Regions from separate parts of the Mus musculus genome. Here region 2 is linked to region 1. A link is a loop called in an ENCODE intact Hi-C map of the cell type or tissue named here. Cell type or tissue: left cerebral cortex. All regions are shown on one strand. Links, peaks and the distances in the headings refer to the core of each region. The heading gives the core; the rest is flanking DNA. Region 1 has its middle 13 kb from the start of Sh3pxd2b. Region 2 holds the start of Hba-a1 (hemoglobin alpha, adult chain 1).

Region 1 (10,663 bases), core at 1,279-9,278:
TCCACCCCCAACCAGGTAACTCAAAACCCACCTACTTCTAGTTCCTCCAGTGACTGTCTGTAGCCAATAGTTTTAAATCAAAGAACAAAGCTTGCACAACACAAGCCTGTAAACATGAGAATTCAGTCATAGGCCTAGACCTTCGGGTAAAGAACTTCGCCTTACATCACAACAGACCAAACCTCGACATAAAAACCTCCCACATAGCCATTCCTTGGAGGGGTCATATCTTCAGTTTGCACAGCAGGAAGGACAGCACTCACCAGTCTAGACCAGTCTAGACCAAGCCCTACACAGCAGACCCACGACTCTCCTCTGTTTGGCTGTCAGTTTCCCTTTGAAATTTGCTCTCCTACCATCATTCACCTCTTAGCAAAGCTGCTTTAAACTGTCCCAGGTTGTTCCCTGTGTGTGGGTGTCACCCACTGCCCGAGTTTGCTTCTGTTGCTGTGATAGACGTTCTTACCAAAAGCAACAGGTTTGTGGCAGTGCCTTGAAGCCATGGAAGAACAGAACACCGTTCGTGTCCAAAGCCCAGCACTGTGTTCATGTATTCACTCTACTCTGGGAATAATATAGGGCGTATATCACGTCTGTTAGTCGGGGGAAAACCTTGGCCTCAGTTCCAGAGCAGGAGGTAGTTGTGCGGCCTTTGGGGAATGAGGACCCTAGGTCACCATTGGCTATAGCCCTCTATGGGCCCCTTGACAGTCACGAGCTGCAGCCCTCCTATGTCCTGGACCCTAAGCAGATGCCACACATGGAGTAGAGGACTAACAAACGTAGCCTGCTGGTCAATCTGAATGCAATTATGAATAGTAAGAGTGGGATAGTCATATGACAGACAGGCCGTGTGGGTGGATCCCAGCTTCCTGATCTTGTTGATCCTATCTTTATTAATTTGGCAATTTGCTGGTCATTGGTTTTGTTGTTGTTTTTGTTTGTTTGTTTGTTTTTTTGTTTTTTGTGGTTTTTTTTGCATTAACTTTTTTTAAGTGCATATATATATGTATATGTTACTTATCTTAATTTCTAAGGTTTTTTTGGAACCTACTTTAAATGTTGCATCTGAGACTCCATTCCACTCATGCTGCCCCCATCCTGGCTTTATGTGATTATTTAATTCCTTCACAGGTTGCACAGGGGAGCTAATACAGGTAAGAAGCTCAGTCATAGTTAGCTCTCTTCAGTTGACCATTCCAGAAGCACAAGGCATAGTCATCAACATCAGCTGACTAAGGAAGGCCGTCACAGCTGCGCTAATACTCAGCTCAGCCTCTCTATGAAGTCTTCACACCAGCGGAGCTCTCTGTGTTAGACATGCATTTGCTGCTCTGAACACATGGTTTGCATCTAATGGAATAGCATCACCCCCTTCAGGAACACTTCTTACCACCCAGCCCATCACCATGCCTTCCCTGGCCTCCTGCAGGTTCTGCTTTTCAGGATCCTCACCTGGACCAGAGGAATGAAAGCACCTCACTCACCTCTCATCTCTGCAGTCATGCCTGTCTGCCTCCCACACAGCCCACTGATCCATGAATGACATTCACAGATCTGCGGAGAGCAGCTCACACATGTCATCCCAGCACTTGAAAAACTGAGGCAGTATTGCCTTGAGTTTGAAGCTACCCTGGGGCTGCGCAGTGAGCTCCTGACCAGCCTGGGTTGTAGAGTGTCTTAGGAGAAAATAAAACCAAAGACATTTACCCAAGCATTCTTCCAGAAACATCTTTTATCAGTGCAAGAATGCAAGGAGTCCCCCACCCTGCACATTACTTATAGGGGCTTTTAACTCCTAGTCATCCATCTTCTAAGAATCATTGGATTTGCTCAGGCACTTCCTGAGCTAGCTTGCTTTTAAAAACTCAGCAGCCAGTTTCTCCAATTGAATTACTCTTTTGTTTTCTTTCTCCGCAACCCATCCCCTGACCCAACTTCCCGAATGACTTCTGCTTGTTTCGGTTCTGCATCTTGGTTTTCTGTGGCTCCTGGATTGTTCAGTTCAAAAACAACAGATATTGATTTCCATTTCCGCTTAGGACTTCCCGGTCATCTCTAGTTCCCTTTAATGGCTCCTCTGTAAAGCCTCCGGCTTCCTGAACCCATTTTCTTATGATTGACTTCACAATGAGGGCCCATTGCCACTGTCAGCAGCTCAGTCAGTCTTGGCTCCAATCCCAGGCAGCTGTTCCACTCTGTCCTTTGTCAGAGCCCCCTGCTCATCTCAGAGCCCACAGGAAACTCTAAGTTTGTCCTCAGCTCATCTGAGAAGGGAAGAGGGTCCTGGGACTGGCTGGCTACACATAAGAAAAACCAAGAACCCTGGACTCTGAGACACATTGAAAGAAGTGTTAAATTAAACTGTTTCGAGACAAGGTTTCTCTGCATAGCCCTGGCTGTCCTGGAACTCACTCTGTAGACCAGGCTGGCCTCGAACTCAGAAATCTGCCTGTCTCTGCCTCCCAAGTGCTGGGATTAAAGGCATGCGCCACCACTGCCCAGCTAAAATGAAAAATTTTAAACTATTTATTATTTGTGTGTGTGCATGCACATGCACATGTGCCTTGCCAGCCCACAGGTATCATGGACACTTAGTGTGTGTGTGTGTGTGTGTGTGTGTGTGTGTGTGTGTGTGTGTGTGTGTTACACCAGCCCATGCTTGCCATGGCTTTCAGAACTTTCAGAAGACGGTTCTCCTACCTGGCAAGGAAAAAACGTTTTTATGTTCTGAGAAATTAATCCGGGAATCTCCACTTGAGTTAACAAATCCACCTTCAAAGAACTGAGAGCAGCTGGTCAACAAAGATGAGACCCAGCATTCACAGTGGGGCTATTCACACTGCCCCACACCTGGAGACCAGCCAGATCCCAATGGAGCACTCACTGGAGGGTTGGCTGTACAGTGGAATGTTACAATATGCCAATCAGAACAGCCGGGCTTGAAAACAGTGAAAATACCAACTGTTGATAAGGAGAGAGAAAGTTTGGGTTCATTACCTGCTGCTGCGGGTTGGAATGAGAAACAGTGTAGCAGAGTGCAGTTAAATAGTGCACAGGAATGAGAAAGTGTTGCAGGGTGTGGTTAAAGGGGGCACACCTTGAATCTCCCGCATCTGAAAGGTGGAGGAGGTGGATCTCTATGAATTCAAGGACCAGCCTGGACTACTTAGTGAGTTCCAGACCAGCCAGTGCTACACAGTGAGACCTTGTCTTGAAATTAACAAAATAGTAACATCACCACTCCGGACAATAGTTGGGAAATTCTTACACAAGATTATAAGATCTGAGGATATTTCAATCGTCCCATGTTTGTGATCACAAGTAAAGAAAATGGACATAAGGGCTGGAGAGATGGCTCAGCCGTTAAAGGCTAGGCTCACAACCAAAAATATAAGAAAATGGACATAAATAAAAAATAAAATTTCACTGATTTTTAAAAATCATGTTAATTGTAAATAACACAGGTGTTGTTCCTCAGACCACATCCTTCTTTTATTTGTTTTTAAATTTTAATTTTGAGACATGGTCTTTCACTGGCCTGGAATTTTCTTAGTAGTCAAAGCTGGACAGCCAGAAAGTTGACCTGCCCATCTCTGCCTCCTCAGAGATGTGACTGTAGTGAGCATGCACCACCATACCTAGCCTCATTCTTGAAAATAGTTGCTTACAAATCTAAGTGACATCAGGTGATGGCATGAGTAAGGCATGCGGGAAGTGAGGGATGTTTGGGCACTGGAAGATAGGACCTATGTTGAGTGTCATCTTGACAAGATCTAAATCAGTAGTTCCCACCCTTCTTAATGCTGCAACCCCTTAATACAGCTCCTCGTGTTGTACTAACCCCAAGCCATAAATTATTATAATTATTTCATTGCTACATCAAAACTGTGATTTTTTTTGCTGTTATGAATTGTAATGTAAATATCTGATATGCAGGGTATCTGATATACAACCCCAAAGGGGTCGTGACACATAGGTTGAGAATCTCTGATCTAGATTCACCTTAGAAGCCAAAATCCTAAGTATTCCTTGGAAGGATGGTCTACATTAGGTTAAATCCCAGTCTTACCTGTGAAGTGGTATCTAGTTTAGGTTGAGGTGGGAAGAGCTACCCTGAGTGTGGGAGGCACCACCCTGTGCCCTGGTGTCCTGAACTGAATAAGCCACCTAAGTGCCCTCATTTATCTCTGCTTCCTGACCGCATACACTGTGAGCTCTCAGGCTTCTGTTGCCATGACTTCCCTGCTGGGACAGATGGCACCCTCAAACTGGGAACAGAAACAGACCTTCCCTCCTGTAAGTTGCTTTTGTTGGATGTTTCATTGCAGCAATGACTTTAGTAACTAACGCAGACCTATGCAAGCCCAGCAAAGAGATGCCATCAAACTTTTCTTCTAGCTGAATGTCAGATTGCAGCTGTATATATGCCTCTGAAAACTGTAAAGTAAACATATTTTTCTTGGTGGAAGCAAAGTCCCAGACATACAAAACTATTGATTATCTTCTTGGAAATCCTGAACAATGTTTTTAAATTCTTATATTAAGTTGAAAAGCTATGTTAACATTTGTTTTCTGTTTAGTGGGGGTGTTTAACCAATATGCCAAAATGCATAAAACTGTTAGCTTTGATTTAATTTGTCTGCTTGATTTGAATGAGGTTTGGACTTCCCATAATTGTAGGGTTTTTTTGGTTATATACCAATCTTCTGTCATTTCAGTCATGGTTAAGATTTGAAACATTGTGTTGATAAATCGGTTTCACCTTGAAGACACTTATTTAGCTCACACAAATAGATGTTTAGAGCCTGAAGAGAGGCTCACAGGGAAGGTAAGGATTTGAGTTAAGATCACCAGCATCCTAGGGGAAAAGTAGACATGACAACATCTGTGTGTGCAATCCCAGAACTGGGAGCTAGAGACAGGAGGATTCCAGGCTTCTTGTCAATCAGTGAGCTCCAGATTCAGGCTGGAGAGATGACTGCGCAGTTAAGAGAGCTTACTGTTCTGCCAGAGGACCTGGATTTGGATCCCAGCACCCATGTGGTAGTTCACAATCACCTGTAACTCCAGTTCTGGGGGTGTCAGCGCCCTCTTCTGGACTCCACAAGCACTGCACTCACATTCACAGACACACAGGCACACAGGCACAGACAGGCAGACACACACACACACACACACACACACACACATATACACACAAATCAGTAATAAAGTAAATCTTTAAAATTAGATAGAGGGGCTGGAGAGATGGCTCAGCAGTTAAGAGAGCTGGCTGCTCTTCCAAAGGACTACCACCTACATTATAACTTACAGCTATCTATAACCACAGTACCAGGGAACCCAACACCTTCACATAGACATACATGCAGATAAAACAGAAATGTACATAAAATAATTTTTAATTATATAGATAAGTATATAAATATATAGATAATAGAGAGATAATAGAGAGATAGAATCCATAAAAAGGCTAAGTCTGTAAGATGGTTTGGCTTTGATTTTCAAATTCTAGATGGATTTTGGTTTGATACCATAAATGACTTGATAACCATCACATGTCAGAAATCATAAAATCTTCCTAACACTGGGTCCCAACTTAACCATTCTTATGCTGAAAAGCAAATATGGCTGTAGTCAATGTGAACTCCTCTAAGGGACCCTGAGCTGGGTATGAGTTAACCCCTCAGACCTGCTAAAGTTCTCAGCCTTGATTCAGTTTGCATAATGGTTGCCTTTTAAAGACATTTGTGCATAAGCTTTCTGAGAGAGCTACCCAATGACAATTAAACAAGATTTTGGAGTGCTGATCATGTCATCTACTGATTTTACAAGTCTTTCTCCTACACTTACCATCACCAGGTCCCATCAGAAACTGTACATTTATATATGATATATAATATATAATAAATATATAAGATATAAGATATGAGATATAAGATGTAATATAAGATATATTGTTCTGGTATAGAGATCTCTTGATCTATTTGCATTCTTATTAGAATTCATTTATTTATCTTTTGTCTTCTATATATGAGTGTCTTGTCTGCATGTAGTCTGGGTGCTGCATTCACGCTGGGTGCCCCTAGAGGTAATCAAGTCCCCTGGAACTGGAGTTACAAAAAGCCATGTGCAGTCATGAGAGTGCTAGGAATTGAACCTGGGTCATCTGAGAAAGCAAGTCCTGTTGGCCACCGAGCCATCTCTTCTCTGGTTGTATCTTTCAATGGCTCTAGAGAAGCCATTTCTTCAATGACATCACACCTGCCATTGGTGCTTCTGGTAAAGATAGTGGGATGAGCCATGTGTGCAGTGTTAGTTCTGCCAGTCATAGCTAGAGCGTGAAATTTAAAATTAGCAATTCTTTGCACCAAACACATGTTGAGAAATACCCCGGTTTCTCCAGTTCATCTGGTTATAGAGTAATGCACATAATATTGGTAACAGTCCTGTGTTGTCTCTAATCACTGGTTCTGGAAGCAAGGTTCACACACACACACACACACACACACACACTCAGATCCAGGCATGTGTATGCTTAATATCCTCCCAAGCCCCTATCCTTAGGCAGATCCCTGGCTCTGTAGCTGGAAGAAGGAAGACAGCAAACAGCTCAAATGAAAACCACAGTTCCCTGAGAACAGCTTCAAGGTAAACTGCTTCCAGCAGGCAGACAGAGTGTGAAGTAGGGGGAGACTTGCTGGGAAGGAAGGACTTGTCAGGAAGGGGAAGAAGGGGGCAAGAAAGTTTAGTAGGGGAGGGTGTGATTAAAGTATATTATATACATATTTAAAGTGAGGCTGGAGAGTGAAGGTGACTAAGGGTCAGTGCTAGGGAAGGAGGTGACTAAGGCTCAGGGCTGGGGAAGAAACCAAATGGGGAAAGTGCTGTTTACTCTCCTGAGTCCTTGCCTCCTGGCTCCACTGTACTATGCTTAAAAAAAAAAAATATATATATATATATATATATAATATATATACATATATATTATATATATATATAAAATTTCATCATCTGGTGGACTTAAACAGATGGCTGACTATCAGGGCTGTTATTTTGATTTTTCAAACCCTACTTTTAATAAGGGTTCTTAATAAATGCAAATGCTTTAACTTCCTTTCTAGCCCACCACCCACCAGAGGTAGTAGAAAAGAAAGGTTAGTAGGATACAAGGGAAGTGGACCTGTTTAGAAATTGTTCTTTGGAGCAAGTCTCATCTGCTCTGTCAGGAAATCAGAGGTTCAGTTCACAAGAATCAGCAGCAGCAGCTTGACCCACTCACAAACACTTCACAGATATGCCAGCAGTCTAGTTCAGTATTGTCAGGATAGCAAACACAAATCCACACCAATGGCAAGACCTAGCAGGAACAGACAGGCCTCAGCCAAACCAGCATGAGTCAGCAGGAGGGATTAAGACCAGCAGGGATGCCAGGAGAAGTTCTCTTCCACGTCTCTCTCAATAACTGGAGACCAAGAAGTGTTGCACAGTTGGCTCTCCAAGCAAGCCCCACCACTGTCCGTTGAGTCCTATTTTTACTCCCTCCAAACATCACGTGTCCTCACTACGTGTTTTGCCTCAGCACATGAGTCTGTCTTAGCAAAACTCCATGTGAGTCTGTAGCAGCTGCCATCACTCTGCCAACTGGCCCTAGTTCACAGAAGCGGCAAGAAGCCACCAGCACACCACCAGAAGTTTTCTGGCGCATTTCTCTCTATGGAATCACAACAAATGAAGCTCAGCTACTCGGTGTAAGGTGAACCAACACATGCCTTTGGTTAGCGAAGAAACCTTTATCACGCATCCTTTCACGTGCTTGCTTTAGCGAAACATGGTTTCACCTGTGTCTGCTTCAGTGAAATGTTCCTTCACGTGTCTGACCCAGCGAAGCACCAATACAACTGGCTTTCCAGAGAAACCATAAGTTTCTACTTCAGGGGGCCAGACAAGAGATAACTGTCCCACGTGACCCCTGTGGAGGTTTAACCCTAGGGATAAAGTGGGGGATCAGGAAGAACTAAGTCTGGAGGAAAGAGAAACCCCACTTTGGGAAGCCCCTCACTCTCCCTATAGCTGGGCTGTGTGGATCTAAATCCTGCCACACCCAGGGCAGAGACATAACAACCTTCAACCACCTGAGCACCAGGCTGTTACCTCTGACACCAAAGTGGACATGGCATTTGAGGAGGAAAAGCAGCTACTAATCTGAAGTGTCCCCTGCAGACCTGAAGTATCCTCTGCAGACCTGCAGTCAGGTGTTTTTTGTTTGTTTGTTTGGTTGGTTAGGGTTTTTTTTTTTTCGGTTGTTTGTTTGCACCAAACAGTTCTCTAGTTTCTCAATTTCACTTGGCTATAGGGTAGTGTGTGTGTGTGTGTGTGTGTGTGTGTGTGTGTGTGTGTGTTCAGGTTTTGTCTTTTATTCTAATGCTAAGTGCTGGCCCCCAAGACCTGGAGTCTGCACATAGCTCCTGTGACCCACCCCAGGTTAATTCTGATTGGTGAATAAAGATGCCAACAGCCAATAGTTGGACAGGAGAGACATAGGTGGGGTTTTAGGTTTCGTGGGCTCGAGGAGAGAAGGACCATGAGGAAAATGAACATGCAGAAGGGGAGGAAGAAAAAGCCGCCATGGGCTGAGGGTCAAGAGAGTGTGGTCCTGGAGGCTGCCCGATTGGAGTTAAGAACATCCCAGATGGAACATAGTAAATGATAGGTAATAACTCACAGTTATCAATAGGAAAGTAGATTCTATCAGCATGGAGGGGATTGTGCTGATTAAGGCTTATTATACATGTAAAGGCTATGGGTGTGTCTTTCATCTGGGAACTCATTAACCAAAGATGGAGTTGAAACTCTGGGCCAGGATTTAAATAATTTTCTACTCCATGTGAGCAATAGGCTCAAAGAACTAGACCCAGGTTCCATATTTCTAAGAGGCATGGGTTAGAACCAGATCAAACCATCATGATATTTTTGGCAAGGGTGGGTGCTGGCCAACAAGAGTATAAAGCTCAGCTTCCTCAGCTGGAACTGTTCAGTGAGATGCTGCTGCAGAGCAATCAAACATGAGGAAGAAGTTCAGCTCCACAGAGCACAGACGGGAAGGTGATGGCCTAATGGTCATGTGATGGGAGGGCAGTCTAAGTCCTCTGCCGGTCTGATGGTCCTGTGCTAGGAAGGCAGCCTAAGTCCTCTGCTGGTCTGATGGTCCTGTGCTAGGAAGGCAGCCTAAGTCCTCTGCTGGTCTGATGGTCCTGTGCTAGGAAGGCAGCCTAAGTCCTCTGCTGGTCTGATGGTCCTGTGCTAGGAAGGCAGCCTAAGTCCTCTGCTAGTCTTTGACTTTGCCACGCTTGAGATTCTAGTTTGGTTGGACCAAGCATTCTGAGGCCTGCTTCCCTGAGGCTGAGTCAGTAGTAGGCAAGGCTGCCCGTCCACGTGGGTGAGGAGGACACTGATGACCAAGACCTGGACATCACAGTCACCCAGCATGATCATCAACCCAAGCTCCATCTACATCCCTGTCTCTGTGTCATTCACTGAACTTAACACATCAATTGAGACTCTTAGTCTCAGGGTCATGGATTCGAGCCCACAGTGGGCACCAAATACCACTAGACTGTCTCTGTCTACTCACCAGCTCTCAAATAATGACACACAGAGTCTTACATTTGCTTATGAATGCTAGGCCTTATAGTGTATGCTGTTTCCCAAGTAGCTCGTATAACTTAATTAGCCTGTTTATTCTAATCTACCATCTGCCACGTGGCCCATTACCTCTCCTTCAGTCCTGGCACCTGTTCCTTCCTCTGTGTCTGGCTTGTGACTCCCCCATGCCTGATTTCTTTCCAGGAGTATCTACCTCTGCCCAGATTTCCCACCTTTCATCTTCTGCCCTGCTATACACATTCAGCTCTCTATTAAACCAGTCAGAAGAATGTTTACAAAATACTAAGGCAGGTGATGTTTCATAAGAATAACAGTACAAAGTCCAGATAGTACTCAGCTCTCTGCTGGTACAGAAATCAACATCTGAATGATACCAAGATAACCTTTACACCATGCATAAGAAGATTACCCCAACAAGTCTCCAGCAACAGCAACAGCACGCTTGCACAGTGTCCACCCAGCTCTTAGCAGGGTAACATGAGACAGACCCAGGACCACGGTTTCTTCAACAGTCCCTTTCCTTCCTCAGGATATCCACCCACACTTCCAGAGCTGGGCTGTCTCAGGGTCAGGCTGTCTGCTGCCAGAACTCTTGGGCCAGAGCCCAACACCACCTCCCAGTCTCTCTTCCCTATGATACTACTCCTACTTGGGGATCTCCTGAATCTTCAATGCCTGCTTGCTCAGCTACCACCCATCCTCTTCCTCTTTCCAATAGCAGATTCTCAGGAGGCGAACCTATTGAACAGCAGTCTTAAAGAGCTGTGGCCAAGGTTTCATATTACTGAGGGTCATGAATTGGCCATCTGGCTCAGAGACACATGCTGGGGTTCAGTGTCACCCTGGCCACCTACAGCATGCCTTGTCCACTTTTATTTTGTCTCTAATGGTGACTCTCTATGGGTGAGACATGTCCCCTGTTTGTCACTTGTTACTAATTGACTGCCTTCCCTGTTAGAATATGAAAGAAAAAAAATCCCTACCTGTTGTGCTTGTT
Region 2 (10,663 bases), core at 1,509-9,508, 47 kb before region 1:
AACAATACCTCTTTCCACAGTATCTGATGATGTCACCCTCCAGTCAGATGAAGTCACCCCAGAGGTGGCTTCTCTCTGGACACATTTTGGGACCTGTGGCTAAGGCACTGACCTCCAAATACTATTAAACCAGAACCTTAGGGACAGGACACCTGCCCTCCCAGTCCTTCCTTCCATTCCACACCTGCAAGTCCCAAATAAAATCTGTCTGGATGGTAACCTATCTGTCTGAGGTCTCTGTCACTAGCTTGTCAGCTTTAACCCTGGCTCTAGTGTTTGGGCCCAAAGACTTTTCTGCAACTGAAACAGGAGAGGAGAGCAAGTGGAACAGCTGGAAAGTTCCTATACCCTGGGAAAGGCCAGCCTTCCCAGGCTGCTTCTCTCAACAGACTGAGGAGGGAAGTCCTAAGATGTGCCACCTCCTCTAAAATATCATTGAATTGACCCAAATCAGCTACACATAGAGCAAAGCAAAACAAATCTTCAGGGTAATGGTCCCAACTAATATGGAAACTGAGACAGTTCCAAAATACGTGGAATAAATTGCTCAAGGACAAGGTCAGCATTGAAGTAAACTAAACTGGGTGATTTGGTGCAAAACTGTAACCCAAAAAATTGAGAGGCAGAAGCAGTAAGATCAGAGTTGATAAATGGAAGAACAAAAGAAGAAAAAAATGTTCAAGTCTGGCCACCACAATGTGAGATGTAAAGAACAGATTAGGCTATATAAATACCTGTTCCAAGAATTAAAAAAAAGGGGGGGGATCAGTGATGAGGGAAAGGAGGAGAGGGGGGGAAATGAGAGGAAGAAAATAGGAAGAGAGAGAAGAAGAGAGAGGAGGGGAGAGAGACAGACGGAGAGTGGACAAAGAATAGATGGGTAGCCATTTAGATTCCCCCAAACACATTTTTTTGTTTTTGTTTTTGTCTTTGTTTTTGATGTTAATTCAGTTAGAAAGTTGGTCCCATTGCTGTATCCCCACCCTAAGTCAACGAAGTTAGTCCTTCCCAGGACTTTCCACTGACCACTACCTCTTGCTCTTATAGTCTATTTATTTTTTTAGTGCTAGGGACTGAAGCCAGAACCTTCCTCATGCAAAGCGAACATTCCACTATTCACTTACAACCTGGCTTCTGTGTTATTGTTTGCTTCTGTTATAAAAATGGGGTCTCTCTTTGCAGAAGCTGACCTTAAACTACTGGGCTCAAGCAGTCTTCTTGCCTCAGCCTACCAGGACCAGAGGCTCCCCATATGTGTCACCAAAACCAGCTCAGAGCATTTCCTTATTGATCCATGGTAGCACAGGGCAGCTAAGATGCAAGTCTGAAGGAGGAGTCTGGCGAGCTGCTCCTGCAGTTCCCTGGACCCAGAAGGATGAGCTAGCAGATTCACTTGAGCCAAAGGATTCCAGGCCAGCCTGGAAACTAGAGCAAGACCTGCTCACATAAAAAGAGGAAAAGGAGAAAGAGGGAAAAGACAAGAAAGGAGGAGCCAGGGGAGGAGACAGTGGACAAAGAGGAAGAGAGAGGAAAGAGGGGAGAAAAGAGAGAAAGAGAGTGTCTCTATGGGGTGCTAGCATCTTATCCTACTTTATTTCATATCCAGGGGCTGGGGCTGAGGCCAGAAGCAGGTTGTGGTTGAGAAAGGAAAGTGTGAAACAGGGACCCAGAGGGAGAGGTGGGGGGATGGGCGCTGCTCAGTTTGGTTTGAGGGACTTGCTTCTCTGACCAAGGTAGGAGGATACTAACTTCTTCCCAAACTGCCATCACTGGAGACGTAGTAAGGGGTAAGAAGTGTGTCCGGGCAACTGATAAGGATTCCCTGCACCCAGGGGAAGCACAACCCAGCCCCAGAATCTCAGGGGCCCTAACAAGTTTTACTGGGTAGAGCAAGCACAAACCAGCCAATGAGAACTGCTCCAAGGGCGTGTCCACCCTGCCTGGAGGACACGCCCTTGGAGGGCATATAAGTGCTACTTGCTGCAGGTCCAAGACACTTCTGATTCTGACAGACTCAGGAAGAAACCATGGTGCTCTCTGGGGAAGACAAAAGCAACATCAAGGCTGCCTGGGGGAAGATTGGTGGCCATGGTGCTGAATATGGAGCTGAAGCCCTGGAAAGGTGAGAACAGGACCTTGATCTGTAAGGATCACAGGATCCAATATGGACCTGGCACTCGCTCAGTGGGCAGCTTCTAACTATGCTTTTCTGTGACCTCAACTTCTCTTCTCTCCTTCTCCCAGGATGTTTGCTAGCTTCCCCACCACCAAGACCTACTTCCCTCACTTTGATGTAAGCCACGGCTCTGCCCAGGTCAAGGGTCACGGCAAGAAGGTCGCCGATGCTCTGGCCAATGCTGCAGGCCACCTCGATGACCTGCCCGGTGCCCTGTCTGCTCTGAGCGACCTGCATGCCCACAAGCTGCGTGTGGATCCCGTCAACTTCAAGGTATGCGCTGGGACCTGGCAGGCGGCATCTGGGACCCCTAGGAAGGGCTTGGGGGTCCTCGTGCCCAAGGCAGGGAACATAGTGGTCCCAGGAAGGGGAGCAGAGGCATCAGGGTGTCCACTTTGTCTCCGCAGCTCCTGAGCCACTGCCTGCTGGTGACCTTGGCTAGCCACCACCCTGCCGATTTCACCCCCGCGGTGCATGCCTCTCTGGACAAATTCCTTGCCTCTGTGAGCACCGTGCTGACCTCCAAGTACCGTTAAGCTGCCTTCTGCGGGGCTTGCCTTCTGGCCATGCCCTTCTTCTCTCCCTTGCACCTGTACCTCTTGGTCTTTGAATAAAGCCTGAGTAGGAAGAAGCCTGCATGCCTGGTTCTCTGCGTCTGCAAAGGTGTCATGTTTAGTGTGGGGATGCCTCTAGCTCATTTAGCCATGGGGCAGTAAAGACAAGGTTCAGAGCAAAAAGCATAATTGGATGCCTACACACACACATATGTCTTCTGAGTCTGGGCAGCAGTCCCTCCCAAGCCCTCCACTGACAGCCATGTGTCTTCTCCTTGAGCCAAAGAAGCCAAAGATCGTCTTTGGAGGGTCCTTATCACAGGTCCTCTGAGGGAATGAGCTCCTTAATACCGCTGGTACTTCAGTGTGGGATCTATTAGAAAAACAGTGAAAAATAGACATCATATGAGCATATGGGTAGGCAACAGGTAGCTCATATAAAAATGCCTGCTCTTGCCCTCTTCCTTCCTTCCTTCCTTCCTTCCTTCCTTTCTTTCTTTCTTTCTTTCTTTCTTTCTTTCTTTCTTTCTTTCTTTCTTTCTTTCTTTCTTTCTTTCAGATAGAATTTCATGTAGCACAGTCTGGCCTCAAAAACGTTATATAGATAAGGATGGATGCCCTGAAACTCTTTTTTTTTTTTTTTTTTTTTTCCGAGACAGGGTTTCTCTGTGTAGCCCTGGGTATCCTGGAACTCACTCTGTCGCCCAGGCTGGCCTCGAACTCAGAAATCTGCCTGCCTCTGCCTCCCAAGTGCTAGGATTAAAGGCATGCACCACCACTGCCCGGCTGCCCTGAAACTCTTGATCCTCTTGTTTCTACCCCTGAGTTCTGATATTTCAGATATGTGCCTTCATGCCCAGTTTATGCAGTGCTTGGGAATTGATCTCAGAGTTGTATATGTATATGCATACATACATACATATTAAAAACTCTACTGACCGAGGGACATCTATACACCCACAAATAATATTTTTGAACTATTGACAGCAAAGAGTAAATTTCTCATACAATGGATATAAACCTTAAAAAAATGTCAAGTGGAAGAAACCAACAGGACAAAGGTCACACAGTGCATGGCTTCATGTTTGTAAAATATCAAAACTGGGGGAATCTATAGGGACAGTAAGTAGCCTCCTGGTTGACAGAGCCTTTTGGTGGGTGTTGGATGGTTACGGGCAAGTGGGCTAGAGGTACTATTTTAGTTAGTAAAAGTTCTGGAAATGGTTATAGTGAAGACTGCACAACATTGTGGAAGAATATGACATCACTGACGTATACCCATCAAACATGTCTAAAATGCACAGGACTTTGAGCCACATGCCTCTAGTTCCAGAACATTGGAACTTGACCATAGTCACACAAAAACCCAAATAAGAACAGAATCTTTCATGTAATGATGATGTATTCACCGAGGGTGTCATCATTGCTGTCATTATTGAGATATATAATAGGCACTCTAAAGGTCATTGTCCCCAAAGGAATTTGCCCTATGATCCAGGCATATAATATTTTTCATCTACTTAATTCTCACAGCTCTGATAAGAATATATTTTTGAAACAGACTTAGATTTTATTTATTTGAAGAATTATTTATTCATTTTAACTATGTAAGTACACTGTAGCAGTTTTCAGACAAACCAGAAGAGGGCATCAGATAGTTTTGAGCCACATGTAATTCCTGGTAATTGAACCCAGGACCTCTGGATGAGCAGTCCCATCTTCTTAACCACTGAGCCATCTCTCCAGCCCCCACAGTTGGAATGTATTAAAGGGGATTTTTATCTGAAGTGGTTTAGGCAGAGTCAGGGTCTCATTATGTAGCACTGCTGGCCTGGAGTTCCATATGTAGGCCAGGATAGTCCTGAACTCACAGACATCCTTTTACATCTGCCTCCAAGTGCTAAGATTAACCTGTACCTGTGCCACAAGACCCAGATTGAAAGGGGTGTTTAATGTAGATTTAAATCTCTTTCATTTTATTTCACACGTGTGGGTGTTTGGGCTGCATGGATATCTGTGCATCTCTTGTATGACTGTGGAAGACAGAAGAGGGCTTGGATCTACCTGACCTGAATTTACAGGCAAATGTGAGCAGGCATGTTTGTGCTGTGAACCAAAGCCAGGTACTCTGGGAGAGCAGTTAGTGCTCTTAACTGCTGAGCCATCTGTCCATCCCCTTTAAATGCAGATTTAACTATGTTGATATTTAACGAAAGGAGACGTGTTCCAGGAGAAAAAAAAAAAAAAAGACCAAGTATGGGTACGGGCTCCTGACACTCAGTCCTTTTCAATAATGAATAAGAAAGGAAAACCTGTGAAGTTTCCGAACGACTCGGGAGGCAGGACGAGCCGACAGTGCCAAATGAACACTAAAATCCATTGTAATCGATAGTACATATTATATGCCAATGTGCATGCAGTAAACACTTTAAAATGTAAGGCGTGGAGGGGGAGCCCAGGGAAACAGAGGGCTCAAAGCTGAACCAGAATCTGTGAACACCTAGGCATCCTGGAACGATGCAGCGCCCCCTGGCGGCCTCTTGTGTTTCAGGACGTCTTTGAGCTCAGCCAGCGGGCAGAGCGCAAGGCTCAGTTCACTGAAGATGGCTCGGTCCCAGGATGATCAGTGGCTGGTCCTTGCGCTCTGGAAGAAGATGGGCAGCAATGTCGGAATCTACGCGACCGAGGCTTTGGAGAGGTACGCCCTCGGGCTCATCTTCCAACGGACTGCGGGGCGAAGACCGGCTCTCTGTACCTCCGGGTCCGGCTGAGCCCAACCCTGTTTTCCTACAGGACCTTCGTGGCTTTCCCCTCCACCAAAACCTACTTCCCACACTTGGACCTGAGGCCAGGCTCTAGCCAGGTTAAAGCCCATGCCCAAAAGGTGGCCGATGCACTGACTCTCGCTACCCAGCACCTGGACGACCTGCCTGCTTCTCTGTCTGCTCTCAGTGATCTACATGCGCACAAGCTCTGTGTGGACCCTGCTAACTTCCAGGTGAGTCCTGTATTGAGCTCACCCCGGGTTGCTGGAGATGTGGGTCCCTTCAAGGCTTGGTGTAGGGGAGAAATTAAGGCAAGGCGTGGCGGTTCTCTTTCTTCAGTTCTTCAGCCACTGTCTGCTGGTGACTCTCGCCAGGCACTATCCTGGAGACTTCAGCCCAGAGATGCATGCCTCCTTGGACAAGTTTCTGGGTCACGTGACTTCGGCACTGGTCTCCAAATATCGCTGAATTGGGGATACAGGGTTCTATAGTCTCCACCCATGCCCTTCCTAAAGCTCACAATGTTTGAGTAAACCTCCCCAGGGCTGCATTGTTGTCCTGGACGCAGAGGGGCACGAGAGAAATATACTCCCCGCGTCCAGTACTCCTAAACAAGGTTCCAAGAGACTGAAAGTACAGATAAGCTGGTGTCTCAGATCTCATATGGGAGGCAGCCATCCCTTGTTTGTATTGTTTTATTGTGTTTTTGCCTTTGAGATAAATTTCATGTTCTCATGTAACCCAGGCTGGTCTCTCAAATCCATACTAAAAAATAGGTTGGTTTTGAACTCCTGATCCTTCTGTTTCCACCCCTTTCTCCAAACCATCCCCCAATCCCCACCCACCTTGGTTTACCTACCATACCTGGCTCCAGAGTGGCTCTTTCTCTTTCTTTCTTTCTTTCTTTCTTTCTTTCTTTCTTTCTTTCTTTCTTTCTTTCTTTCTTTCTTTCTTTCTTTCTTCCTTCCTTCCTTCCTTTCTTTCTTTCTTTCTTTCTTTCTTTCTTTCGGTTTATTTATTTTATGTATATGAGTACACAGTCGCTGTCTTCAGACACACCAGAAAAAAGCATAAGATCTCATTACAGATGGCTGTGAGCCACCATGTGCTTGCTGGGAATTGAACTCAGGACCTCCAAAAGAGTAGTCAATGCTCTTAACCACTGAGCCATCTCTTCAACCTGGGTTCTTTTTATTTTTATTTGACCTTTTGTTTGTTTGTGTTCTGTGTTTGAGATGGGAAGGGGGGGGGGTCTCCTGTGTCAAAGTGCTCCAAGCTGCACAAATTGTAGCTAACTAGGAAAGAGACATGCCCACAGTGAATGAACTGGCTCTCGCTGCCTAGCGAGAACAGAGTAGAAAGGAAGGCTTTATAGACCACACTTCCAAAGGGTCATGGGTTGGGTGGTACCAGGAGTCCCACTGCAGCTGGAGGATCAGTCCTAGCACCTTCACATATTCTCAAGCAACAGAGGAAGCTCAGGGGTCTCCGCTGTTGGGTCCTATGACATCGAGGTACAAATCCATGCCTTTAGCCTTGGCCACATCAGTTACAGAACTGTGGCTTTGTCTCTCAGAAAGGTGATGGAAACTGAGGGCACAAGTCAGCATAAGTGACAATGTTCAAAACAATGGTGTGTGCCCCCCAGTCATCACCCTCTCCTGGGCTTCCACTCTGGTCATTCTCTAGACTCTGCTCAGATCCAGATGGGTTAGGCCTGGTCCTATTTGCAAGGCAGTCACCTGCCTGGATCCACATGGGATTCACAGTATTGATAATGCTGAATGAGGGTGTCAGTGGATGTCCAGGACACACTGGGCACTGTCCTAGAGACATTTAATCATTGAACTGCTGCCTGCCCAACCCTGCCATGCCCAGGGTATGTGTATTAGGGACTTCAGTGTCAGGAGGTCTGGAGTTAAAGCACTGTATGCCAGACTCAATATCTTAGAATAAGGTTTGTCTAGCACCAAAGCCTGTCGTGTAGAAAGGTGGCACTGGGCCCTCCAATCCTACCTTCAGTGGACTTCAGAGAAGGCAGGTAGTTTCTTCTGGCTGCTTAAGGTCTATCATATTCATGGCAAAAAAAAAAAAAAAAAAAAAAAAACTGATTTTTTTAACCTGCACATTGGCTACCTCTCAGGCTAAGGAACATGCCCTGAACATCCATTAGTCAGGCCTTCAGTTCTTTCTGGACATGAGGCAAACTGTCCGGTATGAGAAAGTAGAAGGAGCTGTGAGATCATCTCCTACTATGGCACATGCATGACAAACTTCTATGACATGGGAAAAACACTGACAGAGTGGACTCCCCCCCACCCGCCATCATTGAGCAGGCTTACATCCAATTAGGCAGCTGTTGGTTACTGCCAAGAATGAGTACCCCTACCCTCCCGCCCCCAGGCATATCTCGCCATGCTGGTCATTGCTCTGGTTCATAGCAGGGAGAGCTTTGTAGAACCATTGGTTGCACGCCTCCCTCGGCACTTTGCATAGCACCTTTCTGTACAATGAAGGCCAGTCGTCAGTGAGGAAGCCTTCAGGTCAGATCCAGCATGAGTCTTTTGAGTCCCATGTCCAAAGCGCAAGGTGTCTCCATCACTAAGGACTTCCCTTAACTCTCTGGGAGACAGAAAAACGGAAAAGCAAGAGCGCATGTTGTTTTTGGAGTCTCTCAGATTCCCTTGACCAGCAGCTCACAGGGGACTTCTCCTGCCTGCTACTGGGTATGTTTTAGACAGTTGTCCTGGTTAGGGTTCTATTGCTGTGATAAAACCTCATGACCAGAAGTGACTTGGGGTGGGGGAAGCATTTATTTAATCTTACAGCTGTAAATTAGAAAAGACACGAGAATTCAGGGCAAAACACAAGGCAGGAAGGAGCCTGACCGGGGAAATGAGATAGAGGTCTTGGGGAAGTACTGCTCCATGTCTTGTTTTTATGGCTTATTCACCAAATTTACTAAATAGGATTAACTGATGTTCCTAACACACAGTGGGGACTAGTAAGCACTACATTCACCCAAAGTCACCAAGAGTCCGAACTCATCTACAGATACAGTTCTATGTCGACAGCACAAACTTCGATGTAGATACTCACATAGAGTCAAACGTGCAGAAGAGGGGGTCGGAGAAAAGACTCAGCAGGAAGAGCATGTAATGCTTTTGCAGAGGGCCTGGGTTCAGTTCCCAGAACTGAACATCAGATGCTAATAACCACCTATGATGGCAGCTTCAAGTAGATTGATTGGGGACTGGAAAGATGGCTCAGTGGTCAAGAGCACTGTCTGCTCTTCCAGACACCCAGAGTTCAATTTCCAGCAACCACAGGTGGCTCACAACAATCTGTAATGGTGACCAATGTACTCTTCTAGTGTGTGTCTGATGACAGCTGCCGTTTACCCAAATGAATAATAAATAAATAAATCTTTTTAAAAAGGAGATTGATTGATTCCATGTTGTCTTCAGTACTCCACAGGCACCAGCATTCACACATGCACAGATGGACACTAAAACTGATGGGTAGTTCTTACAGTTATCTCTACTGATCTGGAACAAGCCATGTAGATAAGGCTGGCTTGAAATTCTTTCTATATATAATTATTTATTTATTTATTTATTTATTTATTTTGGTTTTTCGAGGCAGGGTTTCTCTGTGTAGACCTGGCTGTCCTGGAACTCACTTTGTAGACCAGGCTGGCCTCGAACTCAGAAATCCACCTGCCTCTGCCTCCCAAGTGCTGGGATTAAAGGCTTGCTCCACCACCGCCGGGCTTAATTTTATATTTTTTACCTGTATGGATGTTTTGCATGTTGTGTCCTTGCAGTCTAGAAGCTGGTGCTACAGACATAGACCCATTTCTGTACATAAGTTTAGAAGCTTGGTAACTTTGGATTAATACGTTAGATTCCCCTGGAGCTCAAGATGAGATGGTTATGAGTTGTCATGGGGGTTCTGGAAATCAAACCCAAGTCCTGTGGGAAAGCAGCCAGCGGTCCTAGGCTCTGAACCATCTCTGCAGCCCTGGCTGTCACACATTGTAAAACAAAACAGGGCAATGTGTGGTAGAATACGTCTTTAATCCAGCATCTTGAAGACAGAGGCTGGTGGATCTCTGTGAGTTCAAGACCACAGTATTCCACACAGTGAGTACTAAACCCAACAAGGGCTCTTGTTGAGGCCTTGCCTCAAAATTAAAATTAAAGAAATAAATAAACAAGGAAGGCTGGAGTGTTGCAGGGAAATCTGATGCCTCTGGCTTCTACTCTTCCACTGACAACTTCACAAAGGCATTGTGTGTGTGTGTGTGTGTGTGTGTGTGTGTGTAGTCCTGGCTGTCCTGGAACTCACTCTGTAGACCAGGCTGGCCTTGAACTCAGAAATTCGCCTGCTTCAGTCTCCCAAGTGCTGAGATTAAAGGCGCGCGCCACCACTGCCGGGCAGATAAAATCATCTTTAATTGTTTTATGTGTATGGATGTTTTGCCTGCTTGTGGCTGCACACCAAGTTTGTGCCTGGTGACCATAGAGGTCAGAAGAGTGTGTCAGGTCTCCAGGAACTGGAGTTATACATAGTTATGAGCCACCACTGTAGGTTCTGCAAACTGAATCCAGGTCCTCCACAAGAGCAGCAAGTGCTCTAAACAGCCATCCATACACAAAAACCAATACATACACATACACATATACCCATACCCAGACCCAGACACACATACACACACAGACACACACACAGACATACACACAGACACACACACATATACATAAACACATATAGGGGGAGGGGGGGGAGATTTCTCTGTATGACTTCCTGACTGTCCTGGAACTCAATTTTACACTAGCCTAGCCCGGAACTCACCAAGATCCACTTACCTCTGCGTTCTAATCTTCTGTATTCAGATTAAAACCTTCAGCCACTACAACCAGCTATATATTCTTTAGTTAAATAAATCTCTAAAAAAATAATGAGGTAAACTTCAGGAACAAATAGCATATGACAAAAATCTTATCAAAGTAAATGGAAAGGGATGGGTGTGCTTTCACGTTTTTAATCAGAGCATCCCAAGGCAGGAGTAGAGAGATCGCTGTCAGTTCAGGACCTGCCTGGTCTACAGAGCAAGTTCCAAGCCAGGGAGACTCTGTCTTTAAAAACAAACATAAACAGTGAGT

Evidence for each region. Peaks named below come from ENCODE experiments on the same cell type or tissue, not always from the same donor. Only the 100,000 strongest peaks of a DNase experiment are listed, where the experiment ranks them.
Region 2: it touches region 1 in a loop (2.1-fold over the local background); 9 of 42 quality-filtered maps call a loop at or near these places.

What each region holds. Positions count from the first base shown.
Region 1 is chr11:32,329,196-32,339,858 of GRCm38, forward strand. No RefSeq gene overlaps it. Among named protein-coding and RNA genes, the nearest start is that of Sh3pxd2b, 13 kb to the right of the region's middle. In left cerebral cortex, for the core only: a CTCF peak has its summit at 5,068 (motif pointing left); DNase peaks (open chromatin) are centred at 2,074, 4,262, 6,333, 6,599 and 1 more place.
Region 2 is chr11:32,281,680-32,292,342 of GRCm38, forward strand. Hba-a1 (hemoglobin alpha, adult chain 1) reads left to right here and starts at 1,993. Exons shown (of 3, transcript NM_008218.2): 1 at 1,993-2,122; 2 at 2,245-2,449; 3 at 2,584-2,807. The coding sequence starts at 2,028. The coding sequence ends at 2,712. Hbq1b (hemoglobin, theta 1B) reads left to right here and starts at 5,285. Exons shown (of 3, transcript NM_001033981.3): 1 at 5,285-5,428; 2 at 5,524-5,728; 3 at 5,835-6,233. The coding sequence starts at 5,334. The coding sequence ends at 5,963. In left cerebral cortex, for the core only: CTCF peaks have their summits at 4,384 (motif pointing right) and 5,275 (motif pointing left); a DNase peak (open chromatin) is centred at 5,267; H3K4me3 peaks cover 355 bases.